3 separate regions of the Mus musculus genome follow, and regions 1 and 2 are each linked to region 3. A link is a loop called in an ENCODE intact Hi-C map of the cell type or tissue named here. Cell type or tissue: heart. All regions are shown on one strand. Region 1 overlaps Rps21 (ribosomal protein S21). Region 2 holds the start of Cables2 (CDK5 and Abl enzyme substrate 2). Region 3 holds the start of Gid8 (GID complex subunit 8).

Evidence for each region. Hi-C counts contacts between places; a loop is a spot of excess contacts. Peaks named below come from ENCODE experiments on the same cell type or tissue, not always from the same donor. Only the 100,000 strongest peaks of a DNase experiment are listed, where the experiment ranks them.
Region 1: it touches region 3 in a loop (2.8-fold over the local background); 2 of 42 quality-filtered maps call a loop at or near these places.
Region 2: it touches region 3 in a loop (2.3-fold over the local background); 2 of 42 quality-filtered maps call a loop at or near these places.

Annotation. Positions count from the first base shown.
Region 1 is chr2:180,257,798-180,265,797 of GRCm38, reverse strand. It overlaps Rps21 (ribosomal protein S21), which reads right to left. Exons shown (of 6, transcript NM_025587.2): 3 at 7,947-8,000; 4 at 7,741-7,812; 5 at 7,513-7,568; 6 at 7,354-7,420. The coding sequence ends at 7,411. Cables2 (CDK5 and Abl enzyme substrate 2) reads left to right here. Exons shown (of 10, transcript NM_145851.2): 2 at 1,324-1,395; 3 at 1,492-1,584; 4 at 2,643-2,720; 5 at 3,573-3,681; 6 at 4,117-4,282; 7 at 4,618-4,721; 8 at 5,048-5,154; 9 at 5,319-5,523; 10 at 5,615-7,259. The coding sequence ends at 5,755. Among named protein-coding and RNA genes, the nearest start is that of Mir3091, 4.3 kb to the right of the region's middle. In heart, no CTCF peak of the experiment used is centred here; DNase peaks (open chromatin) are centred at 2,707, 3,147 and 4,537; H3K4me3 peaks cover 867 bases; H3K27ac peaks cover 820 bases.
Region 2 is chr2:180,269,264-180,277,263 of GRCm38, reverse strand. It overlaps Cables2 (CDK5 and Abl enzyme substrate 2), which reads left to right and starts at 3,799. Exons shown (of 10, transcript NM_145851.2): 1 at 3,799-4,164. The coding sequence starts at 3,809. It also overlaps a transcript of Rbbp8nl not described here. In heart, no CTCF peak of the experiment used is centred here; DNase peaks (open chromatin) are centred at 213, 1,203, 3,653, 4,113 and 4 weaker places; H3K4me3 peaks cover 4,131 bases; H3K27ac peaks cover 5,563 bases.
Region 3 is chr2:180,702,483-180,710,482 of GRCm38, reverse strand. It overlaps Gid8 (GID complex subunit 8), which reads right to left and starts at 257. Exons shown (of 5, transcript NM_001289652.1): 1 at 133-257. It also overlaps a transcript of Dido1 not described here. In heart, a CTCF peak has its summit at 4,312 (motif pointing left); DNase peaks (open chromatin) are centred at 372 and 5,672; H3K4me3 peaks cover 3,156 bases; H3K27ac peaks cover 2,855 bases.

The DNA.
Region 1 (8,000 bases), 440 kb after region 3:
TTGTGACCTTTTTTTTTGGTTTTTCGAGACAGGGTTTCTCTGTGTAGTCCTGGCTGTCCTGGAACTCACTCTGTAGACCAGGCTGGCCTCGAACTCAGAAATCTGCCTGCCTCTGCCTCTTGAGTACTGGGATTAAAGGCGTGCCGCCATGCCCAGCTCAGGAGTTGCTTTTCTATGTAATCCCAACAGGCAGCAGTGGAGGTTGGAGGATTAGGAGTTCAAAGCTATTTGCAGCTACCTATTGAGTCTGTGTCCAGTCTGGAGCACATGAGACCCTGTTTTTAAAATTAAATAATAACAAAACAAAAAGAGATGAGGTCTCATATATATAGCCTTGGCTAGCCTCAAACTCACCATTGTCCATACTACCATGCCTAGCTGTTCCTTATTTTTTCTTTAATAACATACCACATGGCTGATAATAGGAGAATAAAGATGGGAAACTATAGCCCACTCAAGTCTAGTCACAGGCCCTCATTTTTAAGGAGGGAGTCACAGTGTTTGGCATACCTCAGCCTCAGCTTGAGGCTCCTGGTGACTCTGTGCTTTCAGGGAGCCCTGGCACAAACTTGTCAGTGGCGAGGTCTTGGGCAAGCTTCAAGCTCAGAACACAGACCACCCCTTCCGTTCCCACACTGTAAGCTTGTAGCTTGGCTGTTGCTCTCACTAACTGTGTCCTGGAAGAACCAGACGATCTGTAACTGACTAGTCATTTGCCCATTGGGACTAAAGACTTGAATTTGTTGTCCTGGTCTCATTCGTCGGCCTGAAGAAGCCTCTCCTGGCACACAGTGCTGGGAGTCTGCCTCCCTCGTCCTGGCCTCCTGAGTAAAGGCACAGGGGACCCAGGAGCCAACATGACCCACAGGGATCAGTGCTCCCAAAGCAGAGCTGCCATCTTTCTTTAGTGACAGTCACCAACAGGTCTTCCTGAGGGACAACATGGAACTAGAACCCCAAGTCCACAAGGAAATCTTAGTTGTACATTTGGAAAAGAATGTTCTAGACCCAGAAACAGCTCCTGGGAGGGGTGTTTGTGCATATTTGTGTATGTGTGTACATGTGTGTGTGTGTTTGTGTCTGTGTGCATGCATATGTGTGTACATGTGTGTGTGTTGCAACTGCCATGCACCAGTTGCTCTCCCTTAGGACAAGGACTTCCCCAGACTGCAGTCTTGGTTCACCGGGTCTTGAAGCCTCTTGGTTTCATGCCCGCACTCCCTGCATATTCCCACATGACTTCAGTTCTGCTCAGGGACCTGCCGCAAAGGCTTCCTGGAGTCTGTGTACTGTCTCTTCTGAGGCCATGATGTCTTCCTACAGGAGACGAGTCACATCTCAGCGCTGTTCCCTTGAGTTTCTGGAAGACACAGTGGGATGTGCCTCGGTGCAGAGGTATATACCCTACCTGCCCCTGCTCCAAGGCCTCTGACCCCAGGAGCCACAAGAAAGTCCAAGGAGGGCAAGAACGACCTGCTTTTTACCTTACAGAACCAAGCATGCATCTGGATCACCAAGACACAAAGGCCTGAAGAAAACCCACTTCATCAAGAACATGAGGCAGTATGACACAAAGAACAGCAGGTGAGTGAGTGTAGGGCCAGGCCCGGGAAGGCCACTGTGCTCCCTGTACTGTAGGATCAGGCCGTGTCTCTGGGGGCCAAAAATATGAGACCCAGGCCCTGCCCCTGTTGGCAGCAGCCCCTTCTCCATCACCCGTTGTCCCCTGACCCTCTATATTGTTGAACACTGGCTAGCATAGCCAGGCCAGCAAGCCACCACTGTATAATCCCAGGGAAGAGCCACCAGCTGGACACAAATCTTAAGAAAAAGAGACTAGGCACCACTGTATAATCCCAGGGAAGGGCCAGCAGCTGGACACAGATCTTAAGAAAAAGAGACTAGGGAAAGCAAAAATGCCTCCCCCCTCCCCAAATGTGCCCAGGATAGAAGGTGCGACCATATTTGGGGCACATATACAGGATAAGGCATGGCTATACTTGTCAGCACTAAGAGTTCCATTGGGGACACACAGATGGAGATGAGGTATATTGGGGGACATATGGGAGGCTTAACTCAAACTAGTATTTGGGTCCCCAGAACAGTGCTAGGCTAGAATCTGGGCAGCTGCATATGCCTGCACTGGTGCAAACACACTACCTGTCACTCTGATCTCAGTCCCTTCCCTGCTGTAGGTCACCGTGATAAGTATCCCCAGGAACTGTTGCTGCAGGACCTGCAAATCCTAAGTCCTGAGACCACAGGGTGGCCTATGGTTATAGCTTTGAGCATTCAGGGGCCCCAGTCCTAAGCCCCCCTAGATAGCTTAGTTCTGTATTATATCTAGGTGTTCTCTATTAGCAGTAAACCTTGTGTTTGCCTGTACTCTGTAGCCTGTTGCCAATGAACTTGGCAGCTTCCTGTGCCCTCTCTTTGTGCGAATGAAGCTGCCCTTTCCTGGGTAACCTGTGCTCCTGGGAGCAGGGAGCTTCCTAAGCAGATCTAGGGAATCTGGCCCAAGTGCTAAGATGCCAGACCTGGCTTCCGGAATCCAAGTCCCCTTGGTGGCTCTGGCAGTTTCCCATCACCCAAATGTAGACAGGACAGAGTTCCTGCCCTGCTCTGACCTCGGCCTCCCACAGGATTGTACTCATCTGTGCCAAGCGGTCCCTGTGTGCGGCCTTCTCAGTCCTGCCCTATGGAGAAGGCCTACGGATCAGGTAAGAAACTGCCCATGCTGCGAACACGGGTAAGCCCTGGTCCTGCTGAGCACAATCAGTGTGGCCTGCTCTTGAGTGTAGGCTGGGGCCTTAGACTCATGGGGCCAGCATATCGTCTCCCTCCACAGCCCAGGAGTTTGCATTCCAGGTTCTTATCCCCGGAGCCACGGGTTCTGTCCAGACTATCTATATGTGTGTGGGATGTGTGTGTAGATGGATGGATAGATAGATAGGCAGGCTACATATAGGTTGGCTATATATAGGTTAGCTATATACAGGTATGTATCAGTAGGCTATATATAGGTTGACTGAGATATTCCTGAACCTCTCTCAAATAAGCTCCTAAAACCTTGTGACCAGCCCAGGCAATTGTGTCCTGAGTATAATTCAGGGAAGAAGGAAACAGCTGTTGGGGCGGGGCAGTGTTGTGTGTGACCCCACAGAACAATAGTCGGCACAGAAAAACCTCCTGTCCAGAGTGGGAGATAGCCAGTTCTCAGGATCCCAGGCCAGCTGCTGAACTGTGTGACTACAGGTGAAGGGACTGAGGCACCTGGGAAGCGAATTTAAGCCAAAGTCTGGTAAGTTTTCAGGGATGTTCCAGAGTGGTGGCTCCCAGGTGCTATGACAGATGACATCTATCCTGTCATCCACAAGGCAGGAGTTAAGATACAGGCTGCCCTCAGGCTAAACCTTCTGTCATGTACCTCCAAGGTCATGCCCGCCCCCTTCTCCTGTTTTGAGGACTTTGTGGCAGGAGCACTCTGTGTGGGTGGATTCCCGGTGGGCCGAGCACCCACCCACTGACCACAGACAGAGGGACTACAGCCCTCCCTCTCATATACATTGCAGTGACCTGAGGGTGGACAGCCAGAAGCAGAGGCACCCATCCGGCGGCGTTTCTGTTTCTTCTGAGATGGTCTTTGAATTGGAAGGCGTTGAGCTGGGAGCAGATGGAAAGGCAAGAGCCCTGTGGCCAGCCATTGGCCAGCAGAGTTAGGCAGACAGGTGCTGCACATTAAGGCACAGTATTGGGAGCAAGCCACACCCCGTTACACCTGTCACTAGCTGGCTCATGCCACCCAGAGAAAGTGCCTAAGAGTACACCATACACAGCCACTGCTAGCTGTGGGTAACCCAACTGCTCCCCTGGGTTCTCCACATAGAGCCTTGCTTCTGGACCAGTAAGTAGGCCAAGGGTCTTCCAAGACAGAGACTAGCCTGGCCACAGACCACAGATTAGGCATGGAAGCTAGTGCTCTGACCTTGAAAGTACCCACTCCGACTGGGTAGCAGCATGGCTTCAGGCTCCTCACTGGAGGGCAGAGGGAAGCAGAACTTGGTTGTACTTTCTGGCCTGGGGAGCAGAACTGAGCTAATGTGATTGCTTTTCCAGGTCGTGTCTTATGCAAAGTTCCTGTACCCTACTAATGCTCTGGTTATACACAAGAATGACAGCCATGGCTTGCTGCCCCAGCCTCGGCCCAGCATCCCCAGGGCTCCACCAGGTTCAAGACACAAACCTGTGCCTACCAAGTCAACACCAGCTGGCACAGAACTAGGTAGCCAAGGTCTGGGCTAGGCACAGCCATGGGCCAGACAGCAGTATAAGCCACACTCATGCCTCTGCACCAAGGCTTCTCAGAGGAAAGGATTCCAGATAATGTGGCCCTAGGCTCTGCCTGAGTCAGGCAGAAGAGAGGGTCAGTGTGGGACGGGAAGGGGGCAGGCTTTGTCCAGGCATCACTTCTTGGACCTAAGCCCTAGCTGGCCTGTGACCTGGAGCACCTCTCAGACCTGAGCCTTGCCCTCATGCCTCTTCATTGGCTGCAATGGGAGAGGGGAGGTGTGGGTTCTGATCAGGATCTAGGCTGTCATTGGCTGCCTCTGCCTACAGGAAGCGACGGGGGAGATGCAGTGGAATACAATCCCAACCTCCTGGACGACCCACAGTGGCCGTGTGGAAAACATAAGCGTGTACTCATCTTTGCTTCATACATGGTGAGTTCAAGGTTCAGGTAATACACTGAATGAGCACCCTCCACACCAGAGACTCAGCCATCTCAGGGTGCCTTGTCCCCACCCAGCACCAACAGGTAGTGGGAAGGGTTGTAGCCAAGGGCAGTGTGCCCAAGCAGGACAGCCAGTCATGCTGGACATCTCCTGCAGCCAGCTCTGAACGCCTGGCAGGCTGGGCTTATCCAGAGGATGGACAGACTGAGCCATGTTAATCCTCTTTGAAGTCCCACATGCTCATGTGTGTACCTGCAGGCTGCAGGGCATCCATTCCCAAGCATCTTGGCCCACTCACCTCTGCTCTGTTACAGACCACCGTTATAGAGTATGTGAAACCTGCAGACCTCAAGAAGGATATGAATGAGACCTTCAGGGAAAAGTTCCCTCATATCAAACTGACATTGAGCAAAATTAGGAGGTAAGGGAGGGCTAGGCAGATACCCCTTCCCAGCCACCTAACCTGGCTCTGGGCTTTCTCCATGTGTGCTGACAGCCCACAGAACATGGCATAGCCATGGAAGGGTGACTGCTGTCTCATGACATGGATTTGCCCCAGCGTCATGGCTCCCATCCCACCCACAGTTTAAAACGGGAGATGCGGAACCTTTCTGAAGAGTGCAGCTTGGAGCCTGTGACCGTGTCCATGGCATATGTGTACTTTGAGAAGCTCGTACTGCAGGGCAAGCTCAACAAACAGAACCGCAAACTGTGTGCTGGAGCCTGTGTTCTGTTGGCTGCCAAGATCAGCAGTGACCTCCGCAAGAGTGAAGTGAAGCAGCTTATTGACGTGAGTGTGAGGTGTGCACCAGCAGGCACTGGGCCTTAGACGGGGACACAGATGGAGCTAACCCATTCACCCTTTGTTTCCCTCACTGCAGAAGCTGGAGGAAAGGTTCCGGTTCAACAGGAAAGACCTCATTGGCTTTGAGTTCACGGTGCTCGTGGCTTTGGAACTGGCCCTGTACCTCCCAGAGAACCAAGTGTTACCTCACTACAGACGCCTCACCCAGCAGTTCTAGCCCAAACAGTGCACCCCAGAGGGAGGCTGCTTTGGCAGGAAGGCTGAGTAGCTTGGCTAGAGGACTAGTGTTCCTGTCCCTCCTCCAGTAACTGCACTTGCCCCTCACAACCCACGGCAGCTTGGCTTCCTTGGAAAGTTTTTAATTTTGGGGCAGAGCACGCCTTGACCTCGAGACGCTCCCTGTTGAGGGTTTTCCTGAAGCAAGTGAACAGTGTGGGGCTTGGTTTGTTCTTCGTGTGGCGAGACCAGCCTGGCTTATGTTGTGAATCCTGAGGGCCAGCCTTCCTTCTGCCTACCCATGAAACCATTCCTGTAGAGACCTAGGTGTCCAGACCTTCTGAACTTGCTACAATTGTCAGGCTTCTGTCTTCTGGTGCCTCCACCCAGGCAGTTCCCCATCAGCACTATTTTATCTTTGGTCAAGATACAGGATAGGGCAGACACCTTGATTCTGAGTCTGCTCTCACTGCACCTTGTTAAAGCATCTGCCACTGTGAAACCCGTGTCACATGCACAGCAGTGCTTTGGCCAACCCCTGCTGCCTCCTGCCAGCACAGCTTTTCCCTGTCACTGGACAACCACTGACTGTGGGCTCTTGACTTTCCTAAGCAATATCGTGATGGAGAAAAGTCATTATAACTTGAGATTTGGTCTCTATGGGAACAGACAATGGCCCATTCAGGCCTGCTGCTGACTTTGAACCACACTTGATCCTCAAGCAGGAAGGCACCGATCCTGCTACCTACTGTCAATGACTACATGTCATCAGGCCAAGTTGCCCTGTGCCACTGTCATCACTCAAGAGCTATCCTCCACCTCCCCAGGCCTGTTATCCTTCCCTAGAAACTGGTCACCAGCCTGGCAGACGCCAGCCACCGCTTGGTTCCAGTCTCATGTCCCAGAGATGCTCGTCCTCAAGCCTGACACCGACCACCTAGGTCTATCGGATCAGTAACAGCTCAGACAGGAGCTCAAAGGATAGTAAATACGTTTTAGCCTGTCCATGCTTATGCTGGTGTAAGCATGCCACGTTCTCAGAGCATCTTTAGGTGCAATAAGTCGTTCCTGCAAACAGGTTATCTTCAGGGCAGCCCCATCATTTTTTTTTTAAATGAACTTAGATATATATGGCTGACTGATGGGATAAATGTTATTTAAGCTTCTAGATGTAGTAAGGTGTATTCATTTTACCAAGCTGGTCTGCTGTTAGTCCTTCCTAAGCTTCGCTAAGAGCTGCTGGTTTGTGGTATTGAGCACTGTTAAAGCCAACCCTTAAACCAAACACGGGCTAAACAGAGTCCTATAGACTGAGTCCAGAAATCTGAGGTATATCCATGGTGTCCAGCTGGACTGTGACCCAATGCCACAGACCTGGTGCTGCACCCGCAGCGCTCAACAGGACACAGCTGTGTCAGACCTCAGAATGTGGTGTATGTCCAGTAGGTTATGAATGGAAGGTGTTAAAATGTTTTTGTTAAAGTAAAACTGGTTTTTGCAACATACTTCCTTGCTTGTCTCCTTTCAGGTAAGTGTGCGGCCCTTTTCTGGTCACAATAAAAACACCAGCCCTACATAGTAAAAACAGCAAAAGCAGACTTAACTGTCACAGGTACTTAAAACTTTTATTTGTAACAAATTCCCGATTTCTTCTGCTCAAAAGTTCCTAACAAAGGGGAAAAAGTAGTATTAAAAGCTGTATCTCTTGGGAAGTCCCAAGCCACTCAACCCCAATGTGAGATTGTCCCCCACACTTACTTTGAGACAATTCCATCAGCCTTAGCCAATCGGAGAATAGAATCATCTGACTCGCCCTTTAAAATTAAAAATAAATACCTGAGTATCCACACAGAGCTGGCTCCCTGCTTAGCAGGCAGAGCATGCACTATTAAGCCCAAAACCATTCCCACAGGAAGAAAAGGACACCACCATCAGAGCTCAGATGTCACATGAACAGTACAAGGCAGACCAGGTGGTAGAACTCACCATCCTGCGAATGGCCCCGCAGATGCCATAGGTTTTAAACTGGCCATTAAACCGGCCTGTGGTCCTATCAACCTGGGTTAAAAAAAAAAAAAAAGAGGTTGGAAGATTCGACCTCACCCCGATGTTAGTAAACACACCAAGAGCCAGGCTGAGGCCTGAGGGCCTCGTAATTCCTTCCCTCAGGAACCGTCAGGTTCCCAGCTCACCTCGGCCACGTTCATCTGGATGGACGCGTGGTCCTTGGCAGCAATGATGCGGTT
Region 2 (8,000 bases), 430 kb after region 3:
GCTCTGGGGTATGTGTTCCTTCAGTGTCAGGGCTGCTCACATGTTTGCCCAGGGCGGTACCTTTGAGTTCAACTCTGTCTGATAAGATAGCAGACTCCCAGCCTGGTCCTGGGTAAGAGTGTCAGGACACTTCCTCCTCCGGTGCACAATGGTGAGTCTTTGAACACCTAAGCTAATATGCATGTACCCTATGTTTGCCCAGGCTACAGCTCAGCAGGCTGGGCTGGGGCCACCACAATAAGCCATTGTTGCCGGAAAGGGACTGACCGCAGCCTGTGTTTGCTCCGAGTGGAGGCCAGGGTTTCTGTGTCATTTCCAAGCACTTCCTGCTATGTACGCACGGGCTGGGGTGTGGTCCACTGAGTTACCAGAGTCTCACCTTCTGCCTTTCACGTTGAGTAAGACAGCCAGTGAGAACAGGCTCATGTCCCGTGAGGGTCATGCTCCCACTTTGCCTAGCAGGATGTCACACATCCTAGGATTAACTCAAGCCATGCAGAATGGGAGGGGTTTGTAGCTGTCTCTGTCTGTGCTCTGACCAGCACATAGACTCAACACCACTTGACACACATGAGGGAAACTGAGGTTCTGCTCCATAGACCCAGCATCTCAGAAGGTCCTGGGTGTTACTTGCCCAGACCAGATGCCCACCCCTTGTGGTCATAGTCCCAGCCACGCTGGCAGTGAGAGAGACTCTGGGGTTAGGCTCTGTGAGAGTCAGCCCTTTGGTCATACTTGTGGGTCTCCTCCCGTGCTCCAGCCAGTCACTACCTTGTCAGGAGCAAGAGTGGCCAACAGACTTCACCAAGTTGCGTTTTCCTGAGCCTAGAAGTAGAAAGCCAGAAAAACCGGCTGCTGCCATCTCTATTCTAACTTCATCTTTCCCACAGCCCCCAAGAAGCCATCCCAAGGGAAGAGGAAACCGAAGGAACCCCTGACACCGGCGGAAGGTCCCAGGAGCCCAAAGGAGGACTTCAGCCTCTCCCCCATTAACAGCTGTCGGGAGACCTAACTCTCCAGACTGAGGGACACTGCATTTGCCCAGAGGTAGCTGTCACAGACTGTTGCCTGCACAAGTCAAGCCACACGACCTGAAGATAGCTCGGAATAGTCAATGCCCATAAGCTCCGCCTACATCCAGAGGGGCTGGCCAGCCAAGTCTCTTCTCAGGTTTCTGGGAAGCTCCTCCCATCTGAAGGCAGGGCGGGGAATAGGGGAGCCTCAGCCTAGCCCTGCTTCTTTTTCTGGGCAAGGTCCCCACCTCCAGAGGAGATGGAGGTCCCAGACTTTTCCAGGCTAGGAAGGACGCTTCAGTCAGCGCGGTCTCAGGCGCCCCCTTGTGGAGTCTTGGCAGATGCAACCAAGACTAAGAATTAAGAATCAGCCCTGAACCACTAGATCCTGATGGTATTGAAGAAACTTAGGGAAATACCTGTGTATGAAGTTTAAGAGCTGCCATTTCCAGGGCAAAAACAGGCACTGTTGGCAAAGCACCAGTCAGGGTCCAGTGTGGGGAAATAAGGGAGAAAGAAGCTGCCTTGGGGAGGTCAAGGAAGGTGGCACCTGAAGCTTAGATTTGGGTTTTGAGGGTTGAATAGAAGTGTGCCAAGCAGGCAAAGTTCCTAGCATGCTCTTATAAGCATCTAAATATGTGCCAAAAGGTCAGGGTGAAAGCCAAGGAGAACTCACTTGACCATAACTGAGTGAGGAAGGCTGGAGCTGGCCAAACCAGGTAGAAGGACTACAGCATAAAAGGGAACTGTGGGTATAATTGTAAGAGCCTGAAACTTCCAGAACTGGAGAAACTGTCACTGGGACTGGGTGAGGCCTGGGCTTAACAGAGTACCATTCTCTACTGAGCACACCTGAGAGGCCCGAAGGACAAAATTCCAAGGGACAGCCAGGTGTGTGTGTGTGTGTGTGTGTGTGTGTGTGTGTGTGTGTGTGTGTTCAATCAGTTACAAGATTCTTCAGCTTTTTCAAATTTGAATAAAACACAAGCTGTATGTTTTATCCACTTTGACCTCCTGGTCAGGTTTGGTCTGTGAGGGAAAAAAACCCACAGTACCACACCCAGGAAGAGGCCAAGTTCCTGTTTAAATGTCCCTCAATCACCTCACAGGTTTGTCTGCCAATATTGGGGTCTAGCTCTAGGGCTATGTCCACACTCATGGTACCCTGCCAGGAGCACACCTCCTTGTCATCCCTGTCAGACAGTGGCTTCTGTTAGCCACGATCAATTACCCATCCCAAAGCAGCTTAGTCATACAGCTAGCACCTCATACTACCAGAGACCAAAACTCAGAAAGGTAAGCAGCCTGAGTGTGAAGGACACCACCCCAGGTCAGCAGACACCATGACCCCCTGACAGAAATTACTCTCTCTGGGAGTGCCCACCACTCAATGGACCAAGCCCTGCGTTCTACTAGACAGGAAAACTGTCCACCTTGTCACTGGTTCCTGGCAGGGTAGCTAGGAAAAGGCAGTGGAGAAGAGGGGGGTCAGAACAGAGTAAGGGTAAGCCTACTTGTTCAGGGATGACAGGGAGATGCCATGGATAGAGGGGGGTGTCTGACAGAATCAGCCTGCCTGAGCCTTAAAAGCAGGGAAGGAACTGGCAGTATGAACTCCTATAGGTAACACTACCGATGGCTTCTCCCAAGGAAAGAAGCCACTTCCCAGGGATCTCTCTCCCTCAACCAACTCCACTCCAGCACCCATTTTAAGCAGCCACAGGACCAGAGCAGGCAGTGACCATAGACCAAAAAGAACATTGGGGAGATTTTCCTTTGTGTTTCTTCAATGATCCATCAAACACTTTAAAGACAAGAAGTCGCCGGGCAGTGGTGACGCATGCCTTTAATCCCAGCACTTGGGAGGTAGAGGCAGGCAGATTTCTGAGTTCGAGGCCAGGCTGGTCTACACTATACAGAGAAACCCTGACTTGAAAAACAAAACAAAAGAAAGATAAGAAGTCCACATAGGTTGGGAGCTGGAAAGAGCAGGTGATGGTAGGGTGAAGACTCTGTACAGGGAAGGGCCGACATACACACACGGTACTGAGCCAGAAGGGTTTGTATACTCGAGTCCTGGACATCCTCCACGAAGGAAACTGAAACTCCAGTATCATGCAGACTCAAGACCACGTCCATGAGGCAACTGAGATGTCAGCTGCCCTCAGACCATAGACGGGTGTCTTCAGCAGTCAGTGAGGAGGCCAGGCGGCACAGCCCGGAAGTTACAGGCTCTGGTGGAACATGGATGGATACCTGCCCAGAAGAACCCCAGGGCTGAGGGAACACCCCGGAGCAAGTGACCACAACAGGCCCGCACCCTGAGTCTGCAGCCCATAATGAACATTCGCTGAAGGGTGCCCTGTACACCGAGTCCTGGACGGGAGAACAGGACACAGGTTCCGTGCACCTACCGACCTTGCCGTGTTTAGCCACGCCAAACCTACAACAGACAGAAGACTCTAGGACTCAGGGGAGCGCCGGGGCAAGCCACATATCGCTAGCCGATCGAAGGGCTCAGAGGAGCCTCATTTGCATGCAGGCGCGCCGCAACCAATGGACAGGGACCGCGGAACTATATTTGCATATGGGCGCGCCGCGGCCAATGGGCGGGAGCGACGGGGTGGTATTTGCATACAGGCGCGCCGCAACCAATAGACAGGAACCGCGGAACTATATTTACATATGGGCGCGCCGCGGCCAATGGGCGGGAGTGACGGGGTGGTATTTGCATGCAAGCGCGCCGCGGCCAATGGGCAGCTGCGCGGCGGCGCGGCGCGGCGGCGCACTCGAGCATGGCCGCGGCTGCGGCGGGAGGAGCCCCGGGTCCGGCCCCCGGCCCCTCCAGGCCCGCGCCGGCCGCCCGGAACCCGCCGGCCGTGCCGCGGAGGCGCGGGGACTCCCGGCGCCGTCAGGCCGCCCTCTTCTTTCTCAACAACATCTCCCTGGACGGACGGCCCCCGAGCCTGGGTCCCGGAGGCGAGAAGCCAGCGCCGCCGCCGCCACCGCCCACCGAGGCCCGCGAGGCGCCCGCGCCGCCGCCCGCTCCACCTGGAGGCCTCCCGGGGCTGCCAGCCAGGCCCGCGCCCCAGGGCCTGCTCAGCCCCACGACGGCGCCCGCCGGCCTTGGCCTGGACGGGCAGCGCCAAAGGTGAGTGGGCTGGACGGGGGCGGCTGCACGCTGGGGTCAGGGTGGTGGCCTAGAGGCCTAACCAGCACTCCGGCTGTGTGACCTATGGCCTTGGCAGCCCGGGGCACCGGTGGTGGTGAGCCAGGTCCCTCCTCCCAGGTTGTGGGGTAGTTGACCTATGGGTTCGGGTAAGCCACAAGCTCGGCAGACCTGGACATGGTTGGGATGAGGTGGGTCCATTCACCCCGCACACAGGTATGGTCACCTGGTACCCATCAACTTAACACTCAGAGGTCTGGGTGAACCGGAATGGTCAGCCCAGGACACAGGGTCAAGATGACCAGCCCAAGATCAAGGTGTCGGGTAATTAGGGAAGAGGGTTCTTCAGCCCATAATGCAGGAGCCAGGGTGGTCCAGGGATCCTTCATTCTGGTACTTGAGGGCCCATCACCGCAGCGTGCAAGAGTCAGAGAGGCTCGCAGTCCCGTCTGTCCTTGACTGGGACTGAGGTGATGTGGCAGCATCAGTCCAGAATACAGGAGATGAGTTTGGGATTAACTGAAGCTGGTCAGCCTCCAGAGGGAAGGGATAGTCCCACTAAAACTGTCAACTTCTGGATATGGGGTCAGCTCTTTACCTTGAAAGTCCCACTAAAGCTGTCAGCTCCTGGATATGGGGTCAGCTCTTTACCTTGAAAGTCCCCTGAATATGGATTTCGGAGTTCCCTTGGTCTAATTGACTCTAGACACATCCCTCCCCTGGCTACCCTACACAGAGACTCACAAACACTTTTTACAGGCTGTGTGCCCAACTCAGCTTGTGGGCCAGGGTCTTACCTACCTGGTCTCATCTCTACTCGGCCTTATACACCTGACCACCTCCCTGCCCTCTGTCCCACACCTGCTGGACTCAGGGTCTGCAACATGTAACTGTTCTGCCTCCCCTGCCTGGATCCTAGGATCCTTCATCCTAGCCCAGGACAGCTCTTATTCCTCACTACTCCCCCATTCCCTGGCTATGCTTACTTCCCAGATGGCCGTAGCTACCAGCACCATGTGGGTCTCAGCCTGCTCAGCTCCCTCTTGCATTCTCAGCCTTCACCTAACGAGTGACAGCGGGAGCTAAGTCTGGACACTGAGGTCCCTTCTGGGCAGGCCCCACTGCTATATATCCGAGCTCCTGCCAGGTGGCTGGCTCCCAGGTGTGGGAAGCCCTAGGCAGGTCTGTGATGGGAAAAGCTGTCTGACTTCTGACCCTGCATCACATATCTGTGGCCAAAGGACCTCAACTTTCTGTGGCTACCACCTCAGCCTACAGGTAGGGCCAGGTCATGCTTCTCCACAGGACATAGAGGGATACAGTGGGGACAAGGGGTCAGTTTGTCCCAGAGTGTTAGTTAGCTGGACCCCCTTGAAGAGCAAGCTGAAACATTTGTGGTTGAGGCTCCCTTTGGTACCCACGCCGTCCTAGCTCTTCCAGCCATCCGTCTTCCTAGTTCTGCCCCACTTCATCCTGAGAGTTGTTATCCTTGTGTGGTCACAGGCCTTCAACAGGAGGACGGTCTACCCCAGCTCCCAGTCTGTGGGTAGGAGAGACAACAGTGGCTGGCCTCCTGAAGGCTGTCACAGTGAGTGCAGACCAGCCATCCTCCATCCGGTAGCTCTGTGACCTTGAACAGCTAATGGATCTCTTACAGCCTCAGTCTCCTGCTCTGTGGAATAGGCTGACAAGAAGCTTTTTGTCCTTGATCCTACTTTGGGCTCTCAGGAGTATTTTCTAGCAATAGACAGAGTCACTGCTGGTTGTCTGCACAGGGCTTTTGAGCTGTTTATTGTCTCTTTTACTGCATGCCTGGAAGGAGGCTCACCTCTAGGCTCTATGGTCCCGTTCAAAGTGTGTATTCCAGCTACTTGCCCACTGCTGCCTTCTGGTTAGAGAGCCTGTGTGTGCACCTCTAAGGCCATGGAGAAAAAGGAAGCTCCCAGCAGCAGCAGCACTTTTCCCCCCAGCCCTGGATGCCAATCACTGAAGGTCAGGCTGTAACCTGGAGGTGCTCCTGACCCTGTACAGCTTCCACAGGCCTTGGGTGCCGGTGGCTTACGCTGTGTTGATCCCTCTCCTTGTCTCCACGTGGGGCTCCTCCCTGCATGTCCTCACGGGTTTATCTTGTCCTCCTTTCACCTTGATCCCTTCCTAGAGTGTCTGTAGCTTAGGCCCCTAAGGAGGCTTTTGAAGGATCTTTTTGGGGAACTACTTCAACTTACAACAGCCCTGCTTAGTACCTGCTGGAGAAATGAAGAGGAAGGGAAAGTCCCCATAGGCAAATGACTTTGCAAATTGCAACCTAATTGCACCCACCATTAGAGAACTGGGCCTAGAGGCAGGAGACTGTGTTCTGCTTTGATCTCAAAGAGGGGCCTAGGCCAGCCCTGAGTAGCACCTGAGCCACTTAGAGGAGCCATTGAGCAACTTGGCACCTGGGTATTAGTCTCTGCCCAGAATCTGCTCACTCGGGGCTGAAACCCACTGGAGTAGTCAGTCGCCAGGACAACCCAGCTGCTGACCCTGCCTCTGAGGCCCCACTCTTTCTCTGTGAAGCTGCTGGACCACAGGCCTCTCTACATGGAGTGCTGGGACGGAGACTCACCAGGAGACCATGGGGTATTTTGCTTATTTGTTTGGGTTTTTAGCAGATACAGGTCTGTGAGGAGCTAAATGGTGTGCTCGGGCAGGGGAACAGAGCCCCGGGCTCTGACTGAATGCTGTTGTGCTTGCTTAGTGGAGGAGGGTCCCAGACTCCTGAGCATGCTGGCCAGGATGGGCTCCTCACTAGGGACTTCTCTGCAACCTGTCATGTGACGGGTGGTTCCTGAGTCTGTCCCGAGCCTGCACAGCCCATCCACTCTTCCTGGATTCCTAAAGGGCACAGAATCAAAGCCACGGGCACGTGATCCTGCCTAGACCTCTCCCCATCTCCCAAGTTCCAAGCAAGGAAGCCTGTCACATACCAGTTGTTGTTTAAGGTCTGTAGTTAGGTTTCAGGTACCAACTGAAGAACAGAGGAGGGTGGACTTCAGAGGCAGCAGCAACGTTGCTAAGGGGCAGCTCTGAGCTGTTAGGACAGCTGAACTGCTCAGCGGGTAAGCCCTCTTAGCTAGCACCTTCCCTCTCACTCCTGACCCCTGGCCTCTTCATCCCACGTCACATGTAGAGGGCTCCAGTCATTGCCATGCAACCATGCCATGGAGCTGGAGCAGACACTGTCCTGTACGTCTGCAGCTTGAGGTACTGAGCTTGGGACTTTTTAGTTGTCTGGAGAGTGTCAGCTGAGGCGACAGAAAGTCCAGATTGCTCCTCAGTGTTTATCTGCTTTTAGCTATTCTCAAATTGAGGTGCCAGGCACATGTGAACAGTACAGGAGTCCCCGTGTATTTGTGGACATACAGTACATGCCACCGTACGCTCCATGAGCAGCCCCTGCGTTTCCACATACCCTCCTCAGCTGTCTCCTCACCAAGACCCCCACCGCTACATAGAGTGTCATATTATGCATCATATACACAGACATCCCACATGTCAACCCTTACTCTGGCTCCCGGTGGGGGCAGGGCAGGGCACACCATGGGGTCTGATTCTTACGGTGTCTGCACCACAAGAACCTGGCCCTTCTTCAGAGTAGCCGAGCTATGCACATGGCCCTTCCTCACCCTTCCTCAGAGTAGCCGAGCTATACACATGGGCCTTCCTCAGAGTAGCCGACCTATACACATGGCCCTTCCTCAGAGTAGCTGACCTATATACATGTCCCTTCCTCAGAGTAGCTGACCTATACACATGGCCCTTCCTCAGAGTAGCCG
Region 3 (8,000 bases):
GGCTTCGGATACCCTGGGCAGGGCAGCCTGTCGGGCACAGACCCCCGACCTCTGACCTCCGCGCCTCGGTCCACCCCGGAGCCCCGCGGAGACGCTCGGCACGGCCGTCAGGGCCCGCTGCGGCCATCTTACCGTGCGGATCCCGCCTCCCGTGCGACAGTGTCTGGGTGGCGGCTCCGCGGCCGCTCCCGGGGCCGGGGAGGGGCGGCAGAGACTGCGGAGATAGAGGAGGCGGAGGCGGCGGCGGCGGCGGGGGCGGGGGCGGGGCGCGGAGCGGAGGTAGCTACACCGGCGTCGGCCCCTCAGACACCTCTCGCGAGATCGTAAGATTTCGAGATGCGAACTGGCAACCAATGGAATCCTCTCGCGAATCGACCGCCCGGGCGGTCGCCGGAAACCAGGGTCTCAACTTCCGTTTTTGCGCAGAACTCTTCGGCAGGGCTCTGGCTCTACGGGTTGGCGCGAGAGTCAAAAGGCTCGCATCGCTTTTGCGCAAGATGGCTGCTGCGGGGGCATTCGCGTACTGAGTGCTAGCGCGGGGATGGAGACGTGTAGACTGAGTTCGAAACGAAGGTCCCAGCTCTTTTCTTGTTTTTGTGTGTGTGAAGTGGGGGTGGGGCGAGTAATAGGTGTGTGTGAACACCGGAGTGCGCGAGATGAGGAGGGCATTCCCCGGCTTGTAGTCCGCCAGGCTCTAGTCCCAAAGACAAGGCCTCCGGATGTGAGCGAGCTCCTAGGATTTATTCCGGGAACGTTGTAATCGAGGCCTGATCAGCGTCAGAACGGCCCTGCCTAGAGCGATCTTTGTGGCCACGCTGGAGAGCGGACTGCGGAGACTGTTGTTCCCTCGTTTCTGGGCACTAATAAAGGTGACTCCCTAGTGCTGGGGTTCTCAGGGACATGCACGAAGTTAATCCCTACTTCTAAGGCAATCATCGAAGCAGAGCGGATCCATGCTTCAGAAGTGCTCACAGTGGGGACCCCTCCGCCGAGGGTACTCCCTACTTCTGGGCGCTCACAGTGAGTGTCTTTTTTCTTAGCGGCGTATGGTGTGGACCCAGCTCTGAACTTCGGCGGAGGGGATTTCTGCCGCCGGAGAAGGGACCCCTATTCCTCCCAACCCCGAATCCTGTTTACCCAATGCCTTGTTATGGGTTAGATATTCCGGTAAGGGATGGGGGAAGTTGGAGGCTCTTTAACACTGCCGGATAGGAACGGTTAAATGGGTATTTGCATATTTATGTGTCCATTGTCTACCGGAGGTGAATGCAAATTCAGTCATTGTAATGTAAAGAAATTCTGGAATGCTTCTGGAAGGAATGTTGGTCCGTCCGCCCTGAGATGTTTGGGTGTGCTTGTTTAAAGATGAACTGTCCAGGGAAAGCAACTTCTCATTGAGTCACTGAAAATAAGACCAGTTTAGCAGATCTGTCAGACACAATGACCACAGTGGCAGTCTCTTAACTCCATAGCTCTACCCGAAGCTATCCAGGTTGGTATCGACAAACTTTGTAGCACTTACTTTAACTCTGGGTAAAGTTGGATTATCAACTCAAACTTGTGCAAGGGAAGAGGCTGGTATCATGAGGAGAGAAGAGGGTTAACTCAGAATGTTAATGCCTCTGTGGATGGTGGATGAGCAATCTGCTAGTCCCCTAGTCTTTTCTACAAACTAGCTCCTGTTGAGGGTTCTTCAGCTGCTTGACTTTGAGCTCATCTTTGCTGCTTGCATGACATTGTCACATATGTCCTCCCAGTACTATTTCTCCTACACCCTGACCTTCATTTCATGTAAGGCATTTTTTTGCCAGTTGATTGCACCCGGACTCCTGTTGTTCTCTTTGGGCTGTGAAATGCTCCCCTCCACTGCTTGGGCTTCCCTGGGAAGTTCCACTAAATACCAGCAAGTTTTGTCTTTTCCTTTTGCTCAGGTGATAATTTTTATTTTTTGAATTTTCCAGATAATGTTTCTCTGTGTAGGTAGCTTGGATGTTAGTAGTGTGCCTCATAGGCTGCTCATGGTGGCATACCTAGAGGCAAGTGGATCTCTGTGCGTTCCAGGTCAGACAGGGCTGTGTGCCCTACCATGCCCAGTTCAAGTGATCTTGTAAACTAGGGATTCTTAAACTTTCCACCTACAACCACTTTATGCATAAGGATTTTTTTTTTAAGTTTTATTTTATGTTTGTGAGTACACTGTAGCTGTCTTTAGACACACCAGAAGAGGACATCAGATCTCATTACAGATGGTTGTGAGCCACCATGTGGTTGCTGGGAATTGAACTTGGGACCTCTGGAAGAGCAGTCAGTGCTCTTAACCCCTGAGCCATCTCTCCAGCCCCAGCATAAGGATTTTTTTCGTGCTATTCTGGTTATATGGATGTATAAAATACAAATCAAATATTAACTGATAATTTCATAACAGCCTTCTCCTATAAATACAATTTTACCTTTAAGGACAAAAGCAAATTTTCATTCTAATAGGATGCATATGCTTGCTTATTTTTACATTACATTAAGTGTTAGCCTTGGGGCTGGAGAAAAGATGGCTCAGAGCTTTAAGTTTCCAGCACTGAAGTCAGGCAGCTCACAGCCACCTGTAACTCCAGTTTCTGGAGATCTGATATCTCTGGCCTTTGGGCACTTATGTACACATGAATAAAAATAAATCTTTGGGGTTTTTTTGTTGTTGTTTTGTTTTGTGACAGGGTCTCACTATGTAGCTCTGGCTGTCCTGGAACTTGCTATGTAGACCAGGCTAGCCTTTAAGTCACAGAGATCCTTCTGCCTCTGCCTGGATTAAAGGTGTGTGCCACCATGCCTGACAAATCTTTTTTAAAAAGAATTTTTTTTGGCTGGATGAGGTGGCACAGGACTTTAGTCTAAGTATTTGAGTTCAAGGATAACCTGATCTATATAGTTCCAGGTCTGCTAAGCCTACAAAGAGATACCCTCTGTCAAAAAAAAAAATTCTGAATTCTTTTCTAAGATTTATTTTTTGTGTATTTGAATGTGGGTCTGGGGACCAGAAGAGGATGTCAGAACCCCAGAACAGAGTTTGTAAGTGGCTTGGAGCCCTCTCACTTCTGTATTAATGCTGAAAACTAAACTCCAACATTTCTCAAAGGAGAGTAAATGGTATGAGCCAGTCCAGCCTGGAATATTTATTTTTTGAAAGACAAGGTCTCCCTTGTGTATGCTGGCTGCACCTTTATGTGTAGGCAGGAGTGACAGTGAGTTTAGGGTCTCCTGCTCTACTTTGTGGTGTGATTCCAGGCTTATTATGCACAGTGAATGCCAAGTGCTTGTGGTGCTGGGGACTGAACTCAGAGCGTGGCGCATACTAGACAAGAGCCCACCAGGTAACTGACTACATCCTAGCCCTGATCTTATCTTTATTAGTCTCACTTGTTTAGACCAGGCTAGCCTTGAACTCAAAAATCTACCTTTCTCTGCCTCCCAAGTGCTGGAATTAAAGGTGCACACCACTGCGCCTGGCTTCTGTTATATTTCTTGAAGTTCATAAACTTTGTACAATAAAAATACTTGAGTTTATAACAAACAGGAGTTTTAAATATAGTTGAGGTGCATTTGTTAGTGTTTCTGGCATGTAAAATGGGCTTGTTTTATTTTCAAAACCAAGACTGCAGGGCCCAGAGAAATTGCTTCACTTGCAGCTCTTGTTAAAGAGTTTGATCTCGAGCTGGGTATGGTGGTGCACTTCTTTAATCCCAATACTTGGGAGGCAGAGGCAGGCGGATTTCTGAGTTCAAGGCCAGCCTGGTCTACAAAGTGAGTTCCAGGACAGCCAGGGCTATACAGAGAAACTCTGTCTCAAAAAAACAAAAGAAAACAAAAAAGAGTTTGATCTCCAATCCCAACACATGGTGGCATAATTACTTGTAACTCCAGCTTCAAGGGATCTGATGCGCTCTTCTGAACTCTACAGGCATCTGAACACATGTGCACAAACACCTACACATAATTTAAAAATAATAAAAAAAAATATTTAAAAAGAACCAGGACAGCAGTTGATCTACCATGGGTGTGCCCTGCTAGAAACACCTCAGATTCATTATGTGTTTAATTTTGATTTGTTACATGCTTAGAAACTATAGCTGTTGCCAAATTTTTCATGACCTTCCCCCGTTTCAGTTCTAGAATCCCATACAGGATTGCAGCTCACAGTTAGAAAAATAGTTTCGGAACTGGAGAGGTGGCTCAGTAGTTAAGGGCACTCCTGTTCTTAAGGAGAACCCAGGCTCAGCTCACTTGGAGTTACTGCCTGTAACTCCAGTTTTGGGGGATTGGGCTCCCTCTTCTGGCCTTCATGAGCACCTTGCCCGTGCATATGGTACACATACATACAGATCCAGGCAAAATACCCTTACACATAAGCATGGTAATGCATATCTTTTTTTGTTGTTGTTGTTTTTCGAGGCAGGGTTTCTCTGTAGCCCTAGCTGTTCTGAACTCACTCTGTAGACCACGCTAGTCTGGAGCTCAGAGATCCGTCTGCCTCTGCCTCCCAAGTGCTGGGATTAAAGACGTGCACCACCCCTGCCTGGTGGTAATCCCAGCACTCGGGGCAGAGGCGATGGGGTCAGCCTGGTCTGTACAGTGAGTTCCAGGACAGCCAGGTTATGTAGAGAGAACGGTTTCTTGGTGTCTCAAAGAAAGAAAGTTCTAAAGTGCTATTTTGCTTGACTTTCAACACCCTACCCCATATTGCCATTGCCTTATATCATGGATCCCCTAAAACCAAGGTTTACTGTGCTGTGGAGATGGCTTAGTAAAATGCTCAAGCAAAGGGACCTGAGCTTGATCTGTGTACAGAAGACTGGTACTGTGGCTTCTGTCATCCCAGAGCTGGCAGGCAGACACGAGACCCCTGGGACTTCCTGGCAAGCCCATGTCTCTGAACTGGTGAGCTCCAGATTCAGTGAGGGGTCATTCTCAAAAACAAGAGATTGAGGAGGAGGACACCTGCCTGAGTACACATGTGCAGCTTCACATACACACGTGAATGAATGAACACACACACAGAGAATAGTCACATTCTCTGTACTGGGCATCTCAGTAAAGTGTCCAGTGCATGTTAGGTTCTTTATATGACTGCTGATTAGGGAATGAATGAGTGTACTATGTCAAGGCTCTTCCTCTCCCCGTGTGAACACTAGCAAAGGGGGAAGTCAGCTCATTTGTGGTTTGTCTTTGTGTGGGTGAGTACACACGCAGGAGTGCATAAAGGCCAGAGGAGATGGCCTGTGTTCTCTTGCTCTGCCTTATTTCTTTAGGACAAGTTCTCACTAAACTGTAAATTAAGCCAGTAGCCAGCATACTCCAGCAGTCCTGTCTGGCTGTCACTACCATCCACAGCACTGAGGTTACAGGCCCATGCTTGTGCCTGCCCCTGCTTGAATGTCAAATGCTCTTACCCACTGAGCTGTCTTCCCATCCCTGTGAGCCAATTTTTGTGTTAGGCTTTGAACCGATTTGAGTTTGGGGTACACACGGGAAGGTTCCTGGGACAAGTGAAGGGGTAGATCCAGACTGATTAGATGAGGGCTTCCACAGTGTGTATGGAACAGACAGGATAGTGGGGCCGGACATGTACATGACCTGTACAATGGCATCAAGGACGGAAGAGAGTAGAAAATAGGTGGGGCGTGTCCTGGGACAGCCACACTGGCTGTAACCCGGGACAGTTGCCAAGTTGACAGAAATGTCAGCCTGGTGGATTCATTAACTAGCTAAACTTCCTGTGTGTAACAGGTAGACCTGGGGGAGAGAAGTCATAAAAGTTGTCGGAGAGGCTACCGTATGATCAGAGGTACCACTATTCTGCAAGCCAAGGCAGGAATTGGAAGTTGTGTCATTGTGAAAAAGGGTAGCAGTTTATCACCGAGTTTTATAAAAGGGAAAAGCATTCTGAGGATAAAATACAAAATGCTTCCTTTAGGTAAATAATCAGTTACCAGGATGCCTGCTGTGTTTCGCAGAATAACTTTTGCCCCCTTGAGGTTGGGTCTCATTCAGCTGACAGACCAAGCTGTCCTTGAACCACAGAGACCAGCCTGCTGCTTTCCTAGTTCTGGGATTAAAGGCTTGGCCAGAACTACATTGTTTCCATGGATGCTTTCTTTTACTCTTAAAAGGAAAAAAAAATGTAAACCCTTGAATTCTGGAGTCCTTGGCTTCTGTTGAAGAGAGCTGCAAAACAGCTACACATTTACTCAAATAGTTTTCTCTGTTGGAAGGAGGTAATTTTTGTATCACTTCCCCTTTTCCTATAAATCACCATATCTTGGTTGTAGGGGTATCACACTGGTAAGAGCCCTTGTTGTAGAAGACTCAAGTTCAATTATCAGCTTCCACAAGGTGGCTCACAATCTCACAACTCCGATTCCAGGGGATCTGACACTCTTCTGACTTAAGTGGGGTCCTAGGCATAACACATGGTGCACATTCATACATGCAGGCAGAAATAAACTGGGAAAAAAAGAAAGGTCATTGACTTTTTTCTAAATCTCCGTGAACACCAGAAGAAGTCATCAGATCCCATTACAGATTGTTGTGGTTGCTGGGAATTGAACTCAGGACCTCTGGAAGAGCAGCCAATTCTCTTAACTGCTGAGCCATCTCTCTAGCCCCAACCTCTCTCTTTCTATAGGCAGGTTGGCACAGATTCTGTTCTTCTGTCGACTCATCAGTTTGTGACACATGTGCACTCTTTATTTTTTATTTTTCCTTTGAGACTTCTCACAGTGTTTCCCTGGCTGTCTTGATTGGTTTTTATTTGTTTTTGTTTTGTTTTGTTTTGTTCTAAGTATTTCACTCTGTAGCCAAAGCTGTCCTGGAACTCAAAATCTTCCTGCCTCAGCATCCTCAGTGCTTGTAATACAGAGGTCACTACACCTGGTTACAAAGTCTGTAAATTGCTGGGGGTTTTTTGGGCTTTTTTCTGTGCTGCCAGTACCTTGTGCTCTCGGTATTGTGATGGTTGGTGTTGGGTCTCAGCTGTGTATGGATGTAGCACTGCCAGATAAAGATCTGCTGCAAATTGGACCCTGCTGTTTTTAAAGTGAAATCGAAGACTGGTGCTTTACTCTATTGCCCTCCGTGCAAAGCAGCTGGTGATTTGTTATCGGATTCTTCAGTGCTGTGCAAGTAAACGCATTTTATCTAAAGTTAGCTGTTACAGATTACTCCATGCCTAGCATGGCCCTAGGGTGGCTCTGGGTTCCATCTCCAGCACTGCACATAATAAAATGAACTGTAAGTTAAATGTTGGGTTTTAGTTTTTTATATTTAAAAATGTTTATTTAATGTGTATGAATGGTCTGCTTTTATGTATGTGTACATGCAGTGGGTGCCTGATGCCTGAGGAGGGCACTGGATCCCCAGAACTGGAGTTGTTTGGCCGCTTGTGGATGCTGGGAACTTATTTCAAGGGCAGAGTTGAGTAATCAGGGTAGGCTCCTCCTTGACTAGAATCTGAAAGGTGGTATTGAAGGATCTCACCAAGGGAAGCAGAAGCAGCCTTCTACTGTACTGAAGGAAGCCCCATGAGCTGTCATGTAATCTTGGGAAATGTTAGAAAGAAAACTACTCAAGACCTGGGCTTCTGAATGGAGCATTGGAGGCCTCTACAATGTGAGAGAGGCCTTACTAGACCGGAGCACATGTTTGTTACAGGAAGCCGAAGTTAGAGTCCAGAAGAATGGCTTCCTAGCGTTGTGTCTGTGTGCTTACATAAATAAGAAGCTGGTTGTATGGGGCAAAGCTGAGCGTCTATCCCGGCATTAACTGCCCTCAGAGCAATGTGGCTAGTGTTCACGTTGCGACCTCTTTCTGGTTTCCTTAAGTAATATGGGGGACAGTGAAGGAATATCACTGTAGTTAGCGCTAGGGGGGGAAATTCTTAAATGCCTTCGTGAGGGGACTGGGGGTGGGGCCCTTGTAGGCACGAATGCCTGGACTTTGGCTCCTGGTCCATT